Linked DNA regions of Homo sapiens: region 1 is linked to region 2. The links are chromatin loops, found by intact Hi-C in ENCODE. Cell type or tissue: OCI-LY7. All regions are shown on one strand. Links, peaks and the distances in the headings refer to the core of each region. The heading gives the core; the rest is flanking DNA. Region 1 has its middle 44 kb from the start of USP7. Region 2 holds the start of LITAFD (LITAF domain containing).

The links. A loop is a pair of places that touch in the nucleus more often than their neighbours do. Peaks named below come from ENCODE experiments on the same cell type or tissue, not always from the same donor. Only the 100,000 strongest peaks of a DNase experiment are listed, where the experiment ranks them.
Region 1: it touches region 2 in a loop (6-fold over the local background); 15 of 110 quality-filtered maps call a loop at or near these places.

The regions. Positions count from the first base shown.
Region 1 is chr16:9,003,230-9,013,526 of GRCh38, forward strand. No RefSeq gene overlaps it. Among named protein-coding and RNA genes, the nearest start is that of USP7, 44 kb to the left of the region's middle. RefSeq lists enhancers at 5,466-6,037, 5,837-5,886. In OCI-LY7, for the core only: CTCF peaks have their summits at 5,723 (motif pointing left) and 5,927; a DNase peak (open chromatin) is centred at 5,712.
Region 2 is chr16:8,875,827-8,886,123 of GRCh38, forward strand. It overlaps LITAFD (LITAF domain containing), which reads left to right and starts at 6,525. Exons shown (of 4, transcript NM_001395433.1): 1 at 6,525-6,684; 2 at 7,384-7,460; 3 at 8,497-8,639; 4 at 9,361-9,524. The coding sequence starts at 8,530. The coding sequence ends at 9,469. RefSeq lists a silencer at 2,100-2,215 and enhancers at 4,325-4,614, 6,662-7,162. In OCI-LY7, for the core only: a CTCF peak has its summit at 4,607 (motif pointing left); a DNase peak (open chromatin) is centred at 4,585.

The DNA of each region.
Region 1 (10,297 bases), core at 1,167-9,166, 130 kb after region 2:
CCTGGCTAATTTTTGTATTTGTAGTAGAGACAAGGTTTCACCATGTTGGCCAGGCTGGTCTCGAAGTCCTGATCTCAGGTGATCCTCCCAAAGTGCTAGGATTACAGGCGTGAGCCAGGTCGCCCAGACTTTTTTTTTTTTTTTTTTTTTTTTAAGAGATAGGGTCTTGCTCTGTGTCCCAGGCTGGAGTGCAGTGTTGCAACCATAGCAATCATAGCTCACTGCAGCCTGTAACTCCTGGGCTCAAGCAACGTTCTTGTCTCAGCCTCTGGAGTAGCTGGAACTACAGGTGTGAGCTACCGCACCCAGCCTTATAATTACTTTGGTTCTATTTACCCTCCCAGCTGGCTAGGCTGGTCTGGTGACCATAGTGTAAGGAGGAGTGCCTCATTCTTGCCAATAATAGCGACAAGGATGAGGATAGTCAAACAACTCACACCTACTGAGGTCTATTCTGTGCCAGGTACTGTTGGGGCCACACTATAACTTCCATGGACCCTTCCTTCATGAAAAAATATTGTCATTCATGACTGTATTGGTACAAAGAGAAATATAAGGGAGACTGGATTATATTCATTTTTCAGTTCTTATTTATTTATTTTTGAGATAGTCTTAGTCTATCACCCAGGCTGGAGAGCAGTGGCATCATCTCAGCTCACTGCAACCTCTGCCTCCTCGGCTCAAGCAATCCTTTTACCTTAGCCTCCCAAGCAGCTGAGACCACAGGCACAAGCCACTACACCTGGCTGATTTTTTTTTTTTTTTTTGTAGAGCTGGGGTTTCACCATGTTGCCCAGGCTGGTTTCGAGCTCCTTAGCTAAAGTGATCCACCCAGCTTGGCCTCTGAAAGTGCTGGGAATACAGGCGTGAGCCACTGCACCCAGCCTATTTTTTTTTTTACTTCTAATATTAAAAGAAATTTAAACAATTCCCTGGGCCCCTAAAAATATTGAGGGACCTAGGCACTGTGTCTAATGTAGATCTTGGTCCTGTGCATAGTGCTAAGCACATTGTGATTTGTCATGACAGCTCCAGGGAGCAGGGACAGGGTGGAATACCCTTTATTTCTAGGATTTATTCCTGAAGACTTGGCATTATTTTATTGTGTTATGTTATGTTATTTGCTTATGAGACAGGGCCTCACTCTGTTGTCCAGGCCGGAGTACAGTGGTGTAATCACAGCTCTTTGTAGCCTCGACCTCTCAGGCTTGTGATCCTCCCCCTCCCACTTCCAGAGTCACTGGAATTACAGGAGTGAGCACGCCCAGCTTGGCATTGTTTTATTTTAATTAATTATTTTTCATTTTTATTTTTATTTTTTTGAGACAGGATCTCACTCATTGCCCACGCCAGAGTGCAGTGGCACTATCTCAGCTCACTGCAACCTCCGCCCCTTGGACTCAAGCGATCCTCCCACCTCAGCCTACCAAGTAGCTGGGACTACAGGCATGTGCCACCACGCCCGGCTAATTTTTGTATTTTTAGTAGAGACGGGGTTTTGTTATGTTGGCTAGGCTAGTCTTGAACTCCTGATCTCAGGTCATCCACCTGCCTCGGCCTCCCAAAGTGCTGAGATAACAGGCATGAAACACTGCACCTGGTCTATTTATTTATTTTGAGACAGAATTTCCTACTCTCACCTGGGCGGGAGTGCAGTGGTGCCATCTCTGGTCACTGCAACCTCTACCTCCTGTGGCTCAGCCTCCCAAGTAGCTGGAATTACAGGCATGTGCCACCATGCCCAACTAATTTTTGTATTTTTAGTAGAGACGGAGTTTTGCCATGTTGGCTAGGCTGGTCTTTAACTCCTGGGCTCAAGCAATCCACCTGCCTCAGCCTCCCAAAGTGCTGGGATTACAGGCATGAGCCACTGCACCCGGCCATGATTTTAAATTCGTATAATTCATTAGCAAGCCTGACTCAAGTTGGCAAATATGTCGATTTCCCAAAGAAACTCACATAGCAGGAGCCATCAAATAAATAGTCAGTATTATAGGGCTGACAATCCTCAGACCTAGTAACTTTTTTTTTTTTTTGAGTCAGAGTCTCACTCTGTTGCTCAGTCTGGAGTACAGTGGCGTGATCTTGGCTCACTGCAGCCTCCGTCTCCTGGCTTCAAGCGATTCTCCTGCCTCAGCCTCCCAAGTAGCTGGGATTACAGGCGCAAGCTACCATACCAGCTAATTTTTGTATTTTTAGTAGAGACAGTGTTTCACCATGTTGCCCAGGCTAGTCTCGAACTCCTGGCTTTAAGTGATCTGTCTGCCTTGGCCTCCCAAAGTTCTGGGATTACAGGCATGAGCCACCGCGTCCAGCCAAGGCCTATTTTCATCTGCAACAAACAGATTTTGTGAGCAAAAAGCGGGGAAAGTGGCTGCTGGGGGAACCACACCGAACTTCTCAAAGGCAGGGACCATGTTTTAGGTGTCTCCTTTTGCCTACATGGGGCTTATAACTCAAGCAATGTTTGTGAATGAAAAAAGCCAAAGAGGCCGGGCACAGTGGCTCAAGCCTGTAATCCCAGCACTTTGGGAGGCCGAGGTGTGTGGATCATCTGAGGTTGGGAGTTTGAGACCTGCCTGGCCAACATGGCGAAACCCCAGCTCTACTGAAATATAAAAATTAGCCGGGCGTGGTTGCTCATGCCCGTAGTCTCAGCTACTTGGGAGGCTGAGGCAGGAGAATGGTTTAAACCCAGGAGGCAGAGGTTGGATTGCACCACTGCACTCCAGCCTGGGCGACAGAGTGAGACTGTCTCAAAAAAAAAAAAAAAGCAAAAGAGAATTTATTTAAGAGTTTGATTCAGCTGCAGTGGCTCACGTTTGTAATCCCAGCACTTTCGGAGGCTGAGGCAGGAGGATCTCTTGAGCCCAGAATTTCGAGACCAACCTAGAAAACATACGGTGACCTTTTCTCTACAAAACAAAAAATTAGCCGGGTGTGGTGGCATGTGCATATGGTCCCAGCAACTTGGAAGAATGAGGTGGGAGGATCACTTGAGCCTGGGAGATCGAGGCTGCAGTGAGCTGTGATTGCACCAATGCCCTCCAGCCTGGGCAACAGAGTGAAACCCAGTCTCAAAAAAACAAAAACAAGAAGAGTTTAAGGAACATTTTTTCCTGAAACATGGTTCATGATAAATTTAATCTCTAAAAATGTTTTAGGAGGAAATGTTGTAAGTTCAATAAAATGCCTTTCTCTGTACCTGTGGCAGGTAGGCAGAATAATGACCCAAAAGGTGTTCACGTCCTAATCCCTGGGACCTGTGAATATGTTATGTTACACCGCAATGAGAAATTAAGTTTGTAGATAGAATTAAGGTTGCTGATCAGTTGATCTGAGATGGGGAGAATACGATGGCTTATCCAGGTGGGCCCAATGTAATCAGAAGGGTACTTACAAGAGGAGGCAGCAGGCTTAAAGAAGAAAAAAGGATCAGGTGCAGTCCCTCACGCCTGTAATCCCAACACTTTGGGAGGCTGAGGCGGGTGGATCACGAGGTCAGGGGTTTGAGACCAGCCTGGCCAATATGGTGAAATCCCGTCTCTACTAAAAGTACAAAAAATTAGCCGGGTGTGGTGGTGCATGCCTGTAGTCCCAGCTACTCAGGAGGCTGAGGCAGGAGAATCACTTGAATCGGGAGGTGGAGGCTGCAGTGAGTTGAGATCGCACCACTGCACTCCGGCCCGGGTGACAGAGCAAGACTCTGTCTCAAAAAGAAAAACAAACAAACAAACAAACCAAAAACTGGAAAAGGCAAGAAAAAGGATTTTCCAGCTGGGCGTGGTGGCTCACCCCTGTAATCCCATCCCTGTGGGAGGCCAAGGTGGGAGGATTACTTGAGCCCAAGATGTCGAGGCTGCAGTGAGCTTTGGTTGCACTACTGCACGCCAACCTGGGCGACAGAGCTAGACCCAGTCTTAAAAAAAAAAAAGGATTATCTTCCAGAGCCTCCAGAAAGGAAATACAGCCTTTCTACCCTGATTTCAGCCCAGTGAGACCCGTTTTGAACTTCTGACCTCCCGAACGGTAAGATGATAAATGTGTGTTATTTTAAGCCAGCAAGTTGGTGGTAATCTGTTACGGCAGCCCTAGGTCACTGATACGTCATCTCCGGTGTCTAGTCCCTAGCAATGGGCCCCTGGGAACTACATCTCTGGTGCTGGCTCTCTGGAGTTGTCCCCTCCCACACTGAATCCAAGCTGCCTGCGACTCACCAATGCATGATGCCAGATGTGGTGCTGCGTGGGCTCCAGACCCAAGATTTAAGAGGACTGGGGCAGATCCATTTTTGTACTTTTGGGAATCCCAAAATGCAGTGCATGAAGCTCAGCAACCCTGTCGGGGAGGCCACGTGTGGAGGCAGTGCCCCGCAGCAGCGCGGGAGTGAGAGGAGGCAGCCTTCCCAGCATCCTGTGGAGCCTCCAGAGGACTCTAGCCTGTCAGGCTGTGACAGCGTGAGAGACCCCCAGTGAGATCAGCAATGGAATGGTTCATCTCAGCCCAGTGCGCCCACAGAACCAGAGACGTAATGACATGGTCGTTTCAAACCACTACATGTTGGAGCTGAATTTATTTTGCAACCATCGTAACCAAGCCACTGTCCTATTTTAGTGGCCATGAGTTGAGGGCTACCATGGTGGGTGCTGGGGAACTATTGTCTCATTCAAGTCACTCATTGTCCTGCATATTACCCCCACTTTTTCTTTTCTTTTTTTTAGAGACAGGATCTGGCTCTGTCGCTCAGGCTAGAGTGCAGTGGTGCGATCATAGCTCACTTCAGCCGCGGACCTCTTGGGCTCAAGCAGTTCTCCCCCTCAGCCTCCTAAGTAGCTGGGATGACAGGCACACACCACCATACCTGGCTAATTTTAAAATATTTTGTAGAGACAAGGGTGGGGGCGGGGGGGGGGTGTGGTTCTCACTATGTTGCCCAGGCTGGTCTTGAACTCTTGGCCTCAAGCAATCCTCCTGCCTTGGCCTCCCAAAGCCCTTGGCTTACAGGTGTGAGCCTGTACCGTCAAGACGAAGAAACGGAGGCTCTGAGAGGGGAGATCCTAAGCCTGCTGGTGGATGGAGGAGCTGAGTTTGAACCCAGGTCTGCATCTGGAGCCCCAAGCTCTGTGCACGTCCCACTGCCACCTCCCCACCGGGTTCATGATATCATTTCTCAGAGGCCTTGGTTGGTCCCAGCCGCAGCTTTGTCTCCCTTGCCCACCGCTGTGCTGGCTTAAGCGAACTCATAGCTATGCTCCTTCCCTTTTACCCCATCGGAAAAGGGAGCAGGATTACTTACAGTAAGTGAAAACCAAGACTTGTACAGGAAGCACGGCCCGATCCATTACAGGGTTATTCTAGCCCATAATGTACCTGTGCACTTTCAGACACAGCCAGACTGTCTGAAGAGGGGTCGAGAGGGTTTCAACGGGCCAGTGGGATCAAGGCTCAGAAATGCAGAACTGACGGGGAGCAAAGCCCCCGCCCCCCAGCAGTGTGCTCATTCCCACGGGACTCCTGGGGACTGCCATCGCACCCACGCACTCCAGAACGTGCGGCTGGCTCAGAGGTGGGGGTGTCCACCGCAGTCCTGGGTTTCTGAGCCTGTTGTTCCTTCCCTAGGGGCGCAGGGAGGGCCTTCCAGCGCCAAATCACCAGCCATAGCTCAGGGCCCTGACCCCGGCTGGGCTCAGATTCAGCCCCTGCTTGCGGTCCTCGCACCCTCTAGTGGCCACGGGGAGAAAGAAGTAGCTCAGCGGAGATTCTGGAGCTGGGTCCGGGTGGACACTGCACCCCACCCGGCAAGCAGGAGAGAGAACCCAGAAGAACGGATGACTCCCTCACACGCCTCTTTCTAAAGCATGCTGGCGCTGAATAACCACAGGGGTCCGTGATCTTTATCAATTACATGTGTCCGGCCTTATTAGCTCTTAAAGGAATCTTGTTTTCTCTCTCGCTGTTTTTTTTTTCCTTTGAGACAGGGTCTCACTTTGTTGCCCAGGCTGGAGTGCAGTGGTGCGATCATAGCTCACTGCAACCTCTAACTCCCGAGCTAGATTCTCCCACCCCAGCCTCCCGAGTAGCTGGACTACAGGAGCACCACCACACCAGGCTAATTTATTTATTATTTTTTTAAGATATGAGAACTTGGCCAGGCGCGGTGGCTGACGCCTGTAATCCCAGCACTTTGGGAGGCCGAGGCGGGCAGATCACGAGGTCATGAGATCGAGACCATCCTGGCCAACATGATGAAACCCCGTCTCTACTAAAAATACAAAAAATTAGCCGGGCATGGTGGCAGGCGACTGTAATCCCAGCTACTCGGGAGGCTGAGGCAGGAGAATGGCTTGAACCCCGGAGGCAGAGGTTACGGTGAGCTGAGATTGTGCCATTGCACTCCAGCCTGGGCAAAAAGAGCGAAACTCTGTCTCAAAAAAAAAAAAAAGATATGGGACCTTGCTATGTTGCCCAGGCTGGTCTCCAACTCCTGGGCTCAAGTTATCCTTCCACTTTGGCTTCCTAAAGTGCTAGGATTACAGGTGTGAACCACTGCGACTGGCTGATACTCAGCTTTTTTTTTTTTTTTTTTTTTTTTTGAGACAGAGGCTTGCTTTGTCACCCAGGCTGGAGTGCAGTGGCATGATCACAGTTCACTGCAGCCTTGAACTCCTGGACTCAAGCCATCCTTCCACATTAGCCTCCTGAGTAGCTGGGACTACAGGTGCACACTACCATGCCAAGTCGATGGAAGAGCTGGGTTCAAGCTTTATTTTTATTTATTTTTATTTTTTTTACTTTTTGTAGAGACGGGGTCTCACTGAAGTGTTGCCCAAGCTGTATTCGTGTATTTTTGATCCATAAAAAGTCAATTTCATATGGTTCAGCCTAAATTTCAACAATTCACATGCTTACTTATTCACATCCCCAAAGGGATCCACAGAGATTTCTTCCTGAAATACGATGACCTAGAGCAAGCAAGTTAAAATAAATAAAAAATAAATAAATAAATAAATAAATAAATAAATAAATAAAAAAGAGTCACCTCAAACCACTTAAAAGGAAGACAGGACAATTGCCAAAAAAAGAGACAGTCATTGAATGTTTTCAGTTTTAGTTTTTGAGATGGAATCTTGTTCTGTCACCTAGGCTGGAGGGCAGTGGCGTGATCTCGGCTCACTGCAACCTCCGCCTCCCAGGTTCAAATGATTCTCCTGCCTCAGCCTCCCGAGTAGTGGGGCTTATAGGCATGCACCACCACACCTGGCTAATTTGTGTCTTTTTAGTGGAGACGGGGTTTCACCATGTCGGCCAGGCTGGTCTCGAACTCCTGACCTCAAATGATCCACCTGCCTTGGCCTCCCGAAGTGCTGGGATTGCAGGTGTGAGGGACCGTGCCCCGCCAGTCAATGCATTTGATAGTCATTGTACTTGAGTTTAGTTGTTTCTAGGAATTCAAGGTGAAAATGGAAAGATGAGAGTGTAGGCTGTCTGCTGTCAGATAAAAGGAACTAAGTTGAGAAGGGGATACAGATGTTATCCTCAGCCCAAATCCGGGAGAACAATGTCCAAGTTAACACTTAAAGTCTCAGCAAGTCATCATCTCCTGAACTTCAGTTCTGACAAAATGACATTTTTCTTTAGGCTGAAGGAGTTAACAGTGAGTGGCTTTTAGTTCCAGCAGAGAACTAAACTAAAAGTTTAGGCTGAAGTGTAGTGGCATCACTACAGCAGAAGGCAATTATTGGATCAAAGGGACAGTTTAGTGCACCTTTCGAAGACACTAATTTGATGCAGAGGTGACAACCAAATCCTGATCCATGATCGTGCCATGCAGTGCTTAGCTCAGAAGGGAAACTAAATGCTACCTGTTTTGTTTCACTTCAAAAAAACTCATCATTTTTGCGTCACACTTTATTTTATTATATTTATTTTTTTGAGACGGAGTCTCACTCTGTTGCCCGGGCTGGAGTGCAGTGGCGTGATCTCGGCTCACTGCAACCTCTACCTCCCAGGTTCAAGCGATTTTCCTGCCTCAGCCTCCCGAATAGCTGGGATTAAAGGTGCCCACCACCACACTTGGCTATTTTTAGTAGAGACGAGGTTTCACCATGTTGGCCAGGCTGGTCTTGAACTCCTGACCTCAGGTGATCTGCCCGCCTCGGCCTCCCAAAGTGCTGGGATTACAGGCATGAGCCACTGCTCCTGGCCACTTTATTATTGTTATTATTTGAGACAAGGCCTCACTATGTTGCCCACTCTTGTATCAAACTCCCGAGCTCAAGCAGTCCACCCGCTTCAGCCTTCCAAAGTGCTGGGATTGCAAGCATGAGCCACCATACCTGGCTGACACTTTCTTATTTATTATTTTTATTTTATTTTATGTTTTTGAGACACGTCTTGCTGTGTCACTCACGCTGGAGTGAAGTGGCATGAACATGGCTCACTGCAGCCTCAACGTCCTGGGCTCAAGCGATCCTCCCACCTTAGGCTCCCAAGTAGCTGGGACTACAGATGTATGCCACCATGCCTGGCTAATTTTTAAATTTTTCTGTAGAGGCTGGGTCTCACTATGTTGTCCAGGCTGGTCTTGAACTCCTGAGCTCTGTCGATCCTCCTGTCTTAGCCTCCCAAAATGTTGGGATTACAGGCATGAGCCACGATGCCCGGCCTATTTTTATTTTTTATTTGACACTTGTTGTGGACTAGGGAATGTGTTAACACTTTACTTTTTAAAAAATTATTTATTTATTTGTTTTTTTGAGACACAGTCTCGCCTTGTTGCTCAGGCTGGAGTGCAGTGGCTCCATCTCGGCTCATTGCAACCTCCGCCTCCCGGGTTCAAGTGATTCTCCTGCCTCAGCCTCCAGAGTAGCTGGGATTATAGGCACCCACCACCACGCCCAGCTAATTTTTGTATTTTTAGTAGAGACGGGGTTTCACCAGGTCTCGAACTCCTGACCTCAGGTGATCCACCCGCCTTGGCCTCCCAAAGTGCTGGGATTACAGGCGTGAGCCACTTCGCCCAACCAAACAATTTAAATTTTCATATAAACATCTATTTTATTCTCACAGCATTAAAATATAAACAAACAAAACCCCAGAAAGCTTCAGGGTCAGGTAAGAATTTGTTTCGTGCAGGGTTTCTCTAGATCAGCAAACAACACGCTTTGGGGGCCTTACTTTGAAAGAAATCCAGATTCAGAATTCACAAGCTTGGTTTTCCCAGCCGCTGTGGTCCATAATTACTCACAGCTAAGAGCCTCCTTCTTCAGGTCAGAAGTCCTCAAATAGGGATGACGGGCAAAGGAGGAGTGATTCTTCCCTCTCCCAGTGGACATTTGGCTGTGTCTGGAGACATTTTTGGTGTCATAAATAGGGGGAGGGTGGCAGGATGCTCCTGGCATCTGGCTGGCTGAGGGTAGGGGTGCTGCTAAACAGCCTACAGTGCACAGAAAGTGAGCGCAGTGGCTCATGCCTGGAATCCCAGCACTTTGGGAGGCCGAGGCAGCAGGATCACCTGAGGTCGGGAGTTCGAGACCAGCCAGACCAACATGGAGAAACCCCGTCTCTACTAAAAATACAAAAATTAGCTGGGCGTGGTGGTGCATGCCTGTAATCCCAGCTACCTGGGAGGCTGAGGCAGGAGAATCACTTGAACCCGGGAGGCGGAGGTTGTGGTGAGCCGAGATCATGCCATTGCACTCCAGCCTGGGCAACAAGGGCGAAACTGTCTAAAAAAAAAAAATTTAATTTATTTTTGGAGAGACAGGGGTCTCGCTGTGTTGCCCAGGCTGGTCTCCAACTCCTGGCCTCAAGCGATCTTCCCACTTCAGCCTCCCAAAGTGCTGGCATCACAGGCATGAGCCACACCGCCCCCTAGGCCTTCAGTTTCAGGTGGGAGTCCTGAGATGGGGACTGGAGCTCCCGGATTTGGATGTTAAAGGGAAAAAGTGACTCCAAGCGAGGAGAGCCCTGGAGACCCTTTGCGTTTCCCAGGCTACAGAATTAATCCGGGCGCACCCAGCAGTGGGGGAGCTGTTCTTCCCATTGGCGTCCCCTCTCCCCTCTCTGCCAGCACAGGGCCGGCTGGGGGCGACGACGGTGCGTGCGGAGGACGCGAGCTCCATCTGCCGCCTGCAGGGGTGGGAGGGAAGCAGGCTGGACCACTTTGGGACTGAGCTCCCGGGAGGAGGAGGCGGCGGCAGCAGCTGCCTGCCTGCCCCCATGCCAAGTCCGGCTCCTGTTTCTCACCTGGTGGGAGTCGTAGTGAGCAAACCAGCGGAGGGAGATACTCTGAGTT
Region 2 (10,297 bases), core at 781-8,780:
TTCTGAAAGGTATTTGGGTGAGTTGGATGAGGAGGGATCCCATTCAGCTGTGCTGGGCTAAGAGCACAGGCTCTGGGGACAGGTGAGGAGGTGGGGGTCTGACTCTGCCACTGGGTTCCTTGACCAGGTCGCTTCTCTGCTCCGCACCTCCGTTTCTTCATCTGTAAAATGGAGACAATGTCAGCACCCACCTTGATAGTAAAGCTGTTGTGTTGTGGAAGTGGAAGAGCGTGTATAGAATGCTTAGTGGGCAGCCTAGCACATGGTAAGCAATGATTAATGCTGTTACTTGATTTTCAAAACACTTCTTGCTGAAGTCTGGGTGGGGCCCCGGTAATGACAATAGCCTCAAAGTTCCAGGCCCTTGTGGAGTGCCAGGCACATGTTAAAGCATGGTACAGATAATTTTTTTTAAATTTTTAAATTTTGATTATTATAAATACATAATAGTTCTGTATATTTGTGGGGTATATGTTATTTTTGTTTTTGTTTGATACAGAGTCTCACCCTGCCGCCCAAGCTGGAGTGCAGTGGCGCAGTCGCAGCTCACTATACCCTCCACCTCCCTGGTTCAAGTGATTCTCCCACTAATTTTTGTATTTTTAGTAGAGATGGGGTTTCACCACGTTGGCCAAGCTGGTCTCAAACTCCTTACCTCAGGTGATCTGCCTGCCTTGTCCTCCCAAAGTGCTGGGATTGCAGGTGTGAGCCACCGCACCTGGCCAAGGATCTCATTCTTCTATGGCTGAATAATATTCCATCATGTTTAGGTACTGCATTTTCTCTACCCATTCATCCACTGATGAATGACATTTAAATTTATTACTTTTTGTTTGTTTGTTTGTTTGTTTTTGAGACAGAGTTTCACTCTTGTTGTCCAGGCTGGAGTGCAGTGGCAGGATCTCGGCTCACTGCAACCTCCGCCTCCCAAGTTGAAGCGATTCTCCTGCCTCAGCCTCCCAAGTAGCTGGGATTACAGGCATCTGCCACCACGCCCGGCTAATTTTTGTATTTTTAGTAGAGATGAGGGTTCACCATGTTGGCCAGGCTGGTCTCGAACTCCTGACCTCAGGTGACCCACCCACCTCAGCCTCCCAAAGTGCTGGGATTACAGGTGTGAGCCACGACGCCCAGCCTTAGATTGCTTCTTAATCTTGGCTGTTGTGAATGGTGCTGCGGGGAACGTGGGCAGGAGAGTTATTGTCCCATTCTACAGATGGGGAAATGAGGCTCGGATCAGCTCCCCCCAAACCATGCAGCAATTGCGGGCCAGGCTAGGACTGGAACCTGGGCCCCTGTGCTGCCCCACTGCGCCCCCCACAAGCCGTGTAGATGAAGCCCCCTCCCCAGGAAGCATCCTTCTGCCAGGGGTCTCAGAGAAGAGGGGGCTGGGACCTCAGGCTCTGGGCACACTTGCTTCCCCTGTACAGTGTCCATGCTCTCTGTTAGGGCCACTTCCTTCTGGACAGTCACCTCCTGTCTTTGGCCCAATCCCCGCCACTGTTCCTCTGCACAGTAGACTCGGGGGTCCTGTCAGAACAGCAAGTGGATCTTGGCACTTTCTTTTTTTTTTTTTTTTCCAAGACGGAGTCTTGCCGAGATTGCGCCACTGCACTCCAGCCTGGGTGACAGAGCAAGACTCCATCTCAAGAAAAAAAAAAAAAAGAAGAATGTGTCTGGCATCTGTTTCCTTCACTAAAATGTGGGCTTCTTGGGGTAAGTAAGCACCTCATCTGCCTTGCTCAGTTTTGTGTGCCTGGCATATATTAGGTGCTCAATAAATGCACGTTAAAGAATGAGGGCGGGCCGGGCACAGTGGCTCACGCCTGTAATTCCAGCATATTGGGAGGCCAAGATAGGAGGATCACTTGAGGTTAGGCGTTCGAGACCAGCCTGGCCAACATGGTGAAACCCCATCTCTACCAAAATACACAAATTTAGCCAGGCGTGATGGTGCATGGCTGTAGTCCCAGCTACTCAGGAGGCTGAGGCAGGAGAATCGCTTGAACCTGGGAGGTGGCGGTTGCAGTGAGCTGAGATCGCCCCACTGCACTCCAGTCTGGGTGACAAGAACAAGACTGTTTCTAAAAAAGAAAAAAAAAATGCTGCTTGACACACAGACACTCCACACACCCGACACACACATCTCCCACACAAATACACGCAGGTGGAAGCACACACAACCACATTCTCCCATCACATCCACACCCTGAGGCTTTCTCAATCTGGAGATAGCCCTTCCTCCTCCACCAGGCAGACCTCCAGGCTCTGAGGGAACGGGACGCAGGGATGGATAGATGGACAGACGGCAGCTGCTGGGGAAGAAATGGCCCTGAAACACCCTCTTCCCTTCAGCTGGGGGTCCTCCATCAGTTCCTGGGAACGAGAATTCCTCCCCCTACTTTTCTCTCCCTGAGTAAGCAATGTGGCTGGAGTAGGGAGGGTGGTGCCTACAGCAGCCCCTATACCTCATTCACCCCCATCCTGCCCGACCCATCCACTCCCCACCACAAGCTGGCAGGTAAGGCAGTCTGGGAGGTTAGCAGAACCGGAAATTCAACCCAGAGAGGTTAGGGGATGCCCCAGTATGACCCAGCAAGTCCCCACCCTAGGACTCCAGGGTCCACATGCAGATGAGATATATGGGACCCCACTGCTGAGCCAGAGTGAGGAAGGCAGGGTTCTGGGGGCAGCCAGCCCCTCCCCAGGCAGGAACAAGCCACTGCCCCATCTCCAGGCCCCTCTGTAATCCAGGCCCCTCTGTAACCCAACCCCCCACACGGATTGTGCAATAATTACAGGTACAGCTCATTCCTCCAATTCCTTCTTCCTTATTATCTCATCGCCTCTGCTCAAGCTGGGCCCTTCTGGGAAAAGAAGATGAGTAGGAAGGAAAAAATGTCCCATCTCCTTTTCCCATAAACAGCCCTGGCCACAGAGTCTTCCTCATTGCACAAAAGAAAGCGTAGCCCAGAGACGGGAGTCCGGTGCCCTAAATCACATAGCAGGAAAGGCCCCACACGGGACTCCCCAGGTCCCCAGCTGCCAAAACTCCAGGCTCATTGCATTCCTGGGTGGCCTGCCCCCTGCCCTGGCCTTTGTGACTCTGCTAATTGAGTTGATTGTCATGGTTCTTGTTAATATGTTAATATTAATTGCCAACTTACTGCAAGCTTTCCATGTGCCAAGTATGGAGGTAAGTGCTTCACGTGGATAACTTTCTTTTTTTTTTTTTTTTTGAGACAGAGTCTCACTGTCACCCAGGCTGGAGTGGAGTGGTGCAATCTCGGCTCACTGCAGTCTCCGCCTCCTGGGTTTAAGCGATTCTCCTGCCTCAGCCTCCCAAGTAGATGGGATTACAGGTGCATGCCACCACACCCGGCTAATTTTTGTACTTTTAGTAGAAATGGGGTTTCACCATGTTGATCAGGCTGATCTCGAACTCCTGACCTCAAGTGATCTTCATGCCTGGGCCTCCCAAAGTGTTGGATTACAAGGCTGAGCCACTGCGCCCGACCCATGGATTTCTTTCATTCTTCAGTCATTTAAGCAATCTTTTTTTCTTGTTCTTTTCTTTTTTCTTTGAGACTGAGTTTTGCTCTGTTGCCCAGGCCAGAGTGCAATCTCAGCTCACTGCAACCTCCTCCTTCTCCTGCCTCAGCCTCCCAAGTAGCTGGGATTACAGCTGTGCACCACCACACCCAGGTGATCTTTGTATTTTTGTAGAGACAGGGTTTCGCCATGTTGGCCAGGCTGGTCTCGAACTCCTGACCTCAGGTGATCTGTCTGCCTCGACCTCCCAAAGTGCTGGGATTACAGGGGTGAGCCACCGTGCCCAGCTCATAACACTCTCAGCAGAAGGTATTATTTTTGCAGGGGAGGAAACTGAGGCTCACCGAGGAGAAGACACCTGTTCAGAGTCATACAGCTCGGAGAGAGCCCACAGTTTGACCAACTTCATCCTCCTCTGTGCCAGGCCTTATTTGGAGGATGAAGAGGTGTTTTTTTTTTGTTTTGTTTTGTTTTTTTATTGAGACGGAGTCTCGCTCTGTCGCCCAGGCTGGAGTGCAGTGGCGCGATCTCGGCTCACTGCAAGCTCCGCCTCCCGGGTTCACGCCATTCTCCTGGCTCAGCCTCCCGAGTAGCTGGGACTACAGGCGCCCGCCACCACGCCCGGCTAATTTTTTCTATTTTTTAGTAGAGACGGGGTTTCACCTGGTTAGCCAGGATGGTCTCGATCTCCTGACCTCGTGATCCGCCCGCCTCGGCCTTCCAAAGTGCTGGGATTACAAGCGTGAGACACCGCGCCCGGCCTGGGGGATGAAGAGGTTTAAAAAAAAACACAAAAATCCAGTCTTCCAGAAGCCCTGACCCATGCAGCTTCCTGGTGGGGCACTGTGCCCTGGGTGCTGAGGGCCTGGGGTCTAGTTCAGCTCTCCCGCAGCCGTGCTGTGTGACCTCGGCTGGCTTTGCCACCTTTTCCGGCCGGGCCTGTGGGTTATGGGGTGGGAGAGAGGAGTCCTCGCCCCATGGCAGGGTTTGGGGCACAGAACCTGAAGAGGGAGAAATTGAGGCGGACTCATGGAAGCCCGGTGCTGCCCCCTGGTGGCGATGGCCGGGAAGGGCAGCGCCAGAGAGCATCCCCCCATCAGCTCCCTCATCCATTCACCCTCAAGGCTTCCCCAGTTCAGACATCACGCCTGGGGTCCCGACGTGTGTTAGGGGGACCATCGCTTCAAAATCCCCAGGGAAGGAGGCGGTCCCTAACCCTTCCCAAAATGTGTAACTTCAAGTCTGTACAGGAAGCCCAGGCCTGGAGCAGTGGCTCACGCCTGTAATCCCAGCACTTTGAGAGGCTGAGGCGGGCAGATCACCTGAGGTTGGGAGTTTGAGACCAGCCTGACCAACATGGAGAAACCCCATCTCTACTAAAAATACAAAATGGGCCCAGTGTGGTGACACATGCCTGTAATCCCAGCTACTTGGGAGGCTGAGGGAGGAGAATTGCTTGAACCCGGGAAGCAGAGGTTGCCACGAGCCGAGATCATGCCATTGCGCTCCAGCCTGGGCAACAAGAGCAAAACTCCGCCTCAAAAAAAAAAAAGGATCTGGGGTAGCATCAGATTGGTGTCCCACAGCTGCATCTAATCCTGACTTTGCCCTTCCTGGCTGTATCCTTGTGTAAAGCCCTTGGCCTGCCATTGGCGCAGAGGATGAGGTCTATAATTGGGAGTTCCTCTTCTGAGCCATTGAAGCCATTTGCATTTTACAATAATAATGCTGGCTTCATTATGAAGGGAAAATGAAGCAGGCAAAAAAAAAGAATGCTGGCTTCATGGACCACATCAAGAGCAGACCCCTCACCTGGGTTATGTCATCTGATTTCACAACAACCCTATGAGCTTCTTATTACCCCTATTTTACAGATGAGGCAGGGAGGGGATGGAGGTTTAAAGAAAGGTGGGGGCCAGGCATGGTGGCTCACACCTGCGATCCCAGCACTTTGGGAGGCCGAGGCAAGAGGATCACATGAGGCCAGGAGTTCAAGACCAACCTGGGCAATATAGTGAGACCCCATCTCTACTAAAAATAAGAAAAAATTAGCCAGGCATGGTGGTAAGCACCTGTAGTCCCAGCTACTCCAGAGGCTAAGGTGAGGAGGAAGACTTGAGCCCAGGAATTTGAGGGTACAGTGAGCTATGATTACGCCACTGCACTCTGGCCTGGGCCACAGAGCAAGACCCTGTCTCAAGGCAAAAAGAAAAAAGTGGGACCTTGCCCAAGCTCATAAAGCTGAATAAGCAGGAGGCAGACTGGACTTTTGAGCAGGTAAACACACACACATTTACACCATGAATATGTGTGGACATATGAACCTATACATACCTACATTTCTTCTTTCTTTTTTTAGATGGAGTTTCACTCTTCTTGCCCAGGCTGGAGTGCAGTGGCGCGATCTGGGCTCACTGCAAACTCTGCCTCCAGGTTCAAGTGATTCTTCTGCCTTAGCCTCCTGAGTAGCTGGGATTACAGACACGTGCCACCACGCCCGGCTAATTTTTGTATTTTTAGTAGAGACAGGGTTTCACCATGTTGGCCTGGCTGGTCTCAAACTCCTGAGCTCAAGTGATCTGCCTGCCTCGGCCTCCCAAAGTGCTGGGATTACAGGCGTGAGCCACCGTGCCCAGCCACATTCCTAAGAGGACATGAACATGCTACAATTAGATCTTCACATACATCTGGTTAGCTCCCTCAGGATAAATTCCTCCAAACAGAATGGCTGGGCTCTAACAGGACTATATTTCAGACCCTTGATCAGTTTCCCCACCCAGCCGTCAGCAATCTCCCACCCACCCACCATGTGGGGCCGTGGAAACATGGAGCAGGGCCATCTCCAAAGGCTGTTCAAGCCATGCCCACGGGAAGCCCCTGCCCTCCTCCTGCAGGAAGTGAGGATGAGGCCACAGTGAAGGCACACATCACAATGGCTGTTCTACTGGAGCCAGGCCCAGCAAGAGGTGGACAGGTGTGGCCCCAGCTCCTCACACCTCCTGGCAACCGGGCCTCCTCATGAGAATTCCTAGAAATAAGCACATGAGCACTCGGAGCTCAGAACACGGTGCTGCCCAGGCACTGTTGCTGGGACAGAGGCCCTCCAGAGCACCAGGATGGAATCATCCCCGGGTGAGGGCTCCCCTCATTCAGGGGCCAGGGCTGGCAGGGACCGGGAAGAAGTCTACTCTGGAGACCGCAGGAAGCAGAGAGGAGACGAGGGTCCCTGTGCTGAGCTGGGGGCTGCCCTCAGTCCTCACCACCCTTCCCCGAAATCCTACTGTCCCCACCAATCAGGGGGCCACGGAACCCAATAGAGACCATTGGGCAGTGGGGCTTTCAACGTGCTGTACTCTCCCTTAAAGTGTTGCAAGGAAGTCGCCAAATGAGACTAATGACTCCCCCACATCAGGTATGACGCTCCTGCCCGTGGCCAGAGACAACCGAGGCTGAGCGTGGAGGCAGCAGGAGGCAGAGGCTGTCCTGGCCCTGGGGCTGCCTGGCCATGTTGGTGTGGAATTGGGAAAGTTACCGAATCTTTCAGAATCTGTTTTCCAAGTGATTCTCCTGCCTCGGCATCCCGAGTAGCTGGGATTACAGGCGTGCGCCACTGTGCCCGGCTAATTTTTGTATTTGTAGTTGAGATGGGGTTTCACCATGTTGGCCAGACTGGTCTCGAACTCCTGATCTCGGGTGCTCTGCTGCCTTGGCCTCCCAAAGTGTTGGGATTACAGGTGTGAGCCACTGCATCCGGGCCTAAGTTTTGAGCTAAGTCCCTGGCATACAGTGAGCCCACTGATCTGAGGGTGCTTTTCTTTCTCTCTCCTAAAGATCCTTATCCTGCTGGTCCCCCTCCTCCCTATGGTCCTCCTCACCAGATGTACTTTGAAGGCCCCCAAGTTGTTCAGGTAGGTGAGTGCCCCTGCCGGCCTTCCCTTGTCGCTTTCTGTCCCCTGCTCGGAGCTGCCCAGAATATTCTCTTTCCTGACCTCTGACCAAGACTCTGCCCAAACAGCACATCCTCTGGCAAGTTCTCCTCCCCTGACCCCGTAGCTGTGGGACCCCGCAGCTGGCCAGCTGCCCCTGCTCCCATGCTGGCTGTGTTGCCAGTGGCCACCGAAGCATCTCTCTCCAGAGGGAAATCACTGGTGGATGGGGCCTGTATACAGTAGGCACTCAGGAAATTTTTATGGAGTAGACTCCCGTTCTCTACTCTGCAAACACACCACCCCTCAGGCCACAGAGGAGGGGAAGGCCGAGCCCCCCAGGTGGGGCCTGGGTTTTGGGAATTTAAACAAATTTTCCAAGGAATTCTCAGGCAGTCTCCAGATTCAGAACTGCTGGGTTGGATAGATTCCTGGAGGGCACAGTGAAGATGACGTCACCATTGAAAAGCACCCTTTAGGTCAGGTGCGGTGGCTCAGGCCTGTAATCCCAGAACTTTGGGAGGCCAAGGCAGGTGGATCGCATGAGGTCAGGAGTTCAAGACCAGCTTGGCCAACATGGCAAAACCCCATCTCTACTAAAAATACAAAAATAAGCCGGGTGTGATGGCACATGTCTATAGTCCCAGCTACTCAGGAGGCTGAGGCAGGAGAATCGCTTGAACCCGGGAGGCGGAGGTTGCAGTGAGCTGAGATCGCACCACTGCACTCCAGCCTGGACGACAGAGTGAGACTCCGTCTCCAAAATAAAAAGAAAAAAGAAAAAAGCACCCTTAGAGCCCACTGGAAACCCCACTTCCAGCTAAGAACACTTCTTTCCTTAGTTTCCTCCAAACCGGGGTGGGGGAGCCACACCACACCCCCACATATCAGGTCCCCAGTCTCCAGATCCCAGCATCTCCCCATCTCAGGTGAGCACCGACAGCCCATGGGAATTGAGAAGCCACAGGGGTCCTGGCCCCGGGGGGTCCCACCTGCTTCCCGCTTCCCACTCCCACAGCTGTATGCCGGCATGTCCGTGGTGGGGACGTCCATGCCGGTGCAGGCCGTGTGTCCCTACTGTGGAAACCGCATCATCACGGTGACGACCTTTGTCCCGGGTGCCCTCACCTGGCTGCTGTGTACCACCCTCTTCCTGTTCGGGTGAGTGGCCGCCCCTCCGCCGCTGCAGAGGCCTGAGCATTGGTAGGGGTGGGTCCGGGTGGGTCCCTGCAGGGTAGGGGGAGCTTTCGGGGAAAATAGCAGGACCAAGCATAGGGGAGGCCAGTTGGGTGGGGCCATTACCTCCTTGAGAGGAGGCGGCAGCCCTCTGACCCAGGGACCTCCCATGAGAACAGCAGGGAGTGGAGGGGTGAGTGATGCCTACAAAGCAGCCAGCTTAGGACACCCACGGCAGCTGCTGCTGTCACCAGCAGCCAAGAGCTTGCGGGTTCAGGATGGCTCTTACCTCTCAGCTGTGGAGTTTTGAAACACACAGAGGGGCCAGGCGCGGTGACTCATGCCTGTAATCCCAGCACTTTGGGAGGCCGAGGTGGGTGCGTCACTTGAGGTCAGGAGTTATAGACCAGCCTGACCAATGTGCTGAAACCCTGTCTCTAACTCTATTAAAAATACAAAATTAGCCGGGTGTGGTGGCACGTGCCTGTAATCCCAGCTACTCAGGAGACTGAGGCAGGGGAGGCAGAGGTTGCAGTGAGCCAAGATCACGCCACTGCACTCCAGCCTGGGATACAGAGTGAGACTCTGTCTCAAACATACACACACACGCCCAGGCCCCTCCCAGACTCTGCCTGGGTCCCAGGTGCGTCCAGCGTACAGTGAGAGGTGGCCCCGCTCACGCCCAGCCTCCGCTCCGGGGCTGCAGGTACGTCCTGGGCTGCTGCTTCCTGGCATTCTGCATAAGGAGCCTAATGGACGTGAAGCACTCGTGTCCCGTGTGTCAGCGCGAGCTCTTCTACTACCACCGCCTGTGAGCCCCCAAGAAATAAATGCCAGGGGTGCCACCTGGGCACACCCGTGTCTATGTCCTTACCTTCTGCTCTGTCAGCCCAGGAGATTGGGTGGCCGCTGGTGCTCTGGGAGCCCACGTTGAGTGTGTGGGGGCCGCGCCGTCCTGTCCACCGTTCACCCTCTTTTGACTCCTTAGAGCCACAGTCCATAGTTCAGCCCCATCTTTCTGGGCTCCCTCCCATCAGCTCAAGCCTCTGCCTCTTTGGGAAAACTATCTCCCTGCAACTCCAGCCGGAAGGAGAGACCTGTTCTCCCTGATAGCCACATCCTCACCCACTGCATGCACCTCAACCCACAACCGGGCTTACTCTGGGCCCTGCCACTGCCTTCTTGACCAGTGGCTCCGTTGCTAAGTGCAACATCCTACGTGCACTTGCTCCTTCGCTCCTACCTGACTGGGTTCTCTGTAGCCCTTGGCACTCTCCCTCCCTTCCCCAAAGACCCCATCTCCTGGGCTGCAGCAGCTCTCCAGCCCCTGCTGGTGGGTTTGTCACTTGGCCAGTGCTCCTCAGGGTCTGGCCTTGGCTCCTCCTGTCACACCCGATGCTTCCGTCGCCAGCTCCTGCATCCCACCCACAACCTTCTCCCTAGGATGCTTGAGGCCCTGCAGAGCCAACAGGTCTCACAGTAACTCCCTCCTCTCTCTTCTCCTGGGCCTAGTAGCTGGGACAAGAGTGGGTGGCAGTGCCCCCTCCAGGGCAGCCCTTCAGTCCTGTCCTTCTTGCCCTGCAGTGATTCATTTCCTCTGCTTTATCCCCTCCTTGAAGGAGGCAGCAGCCCCGGGTTTCCCT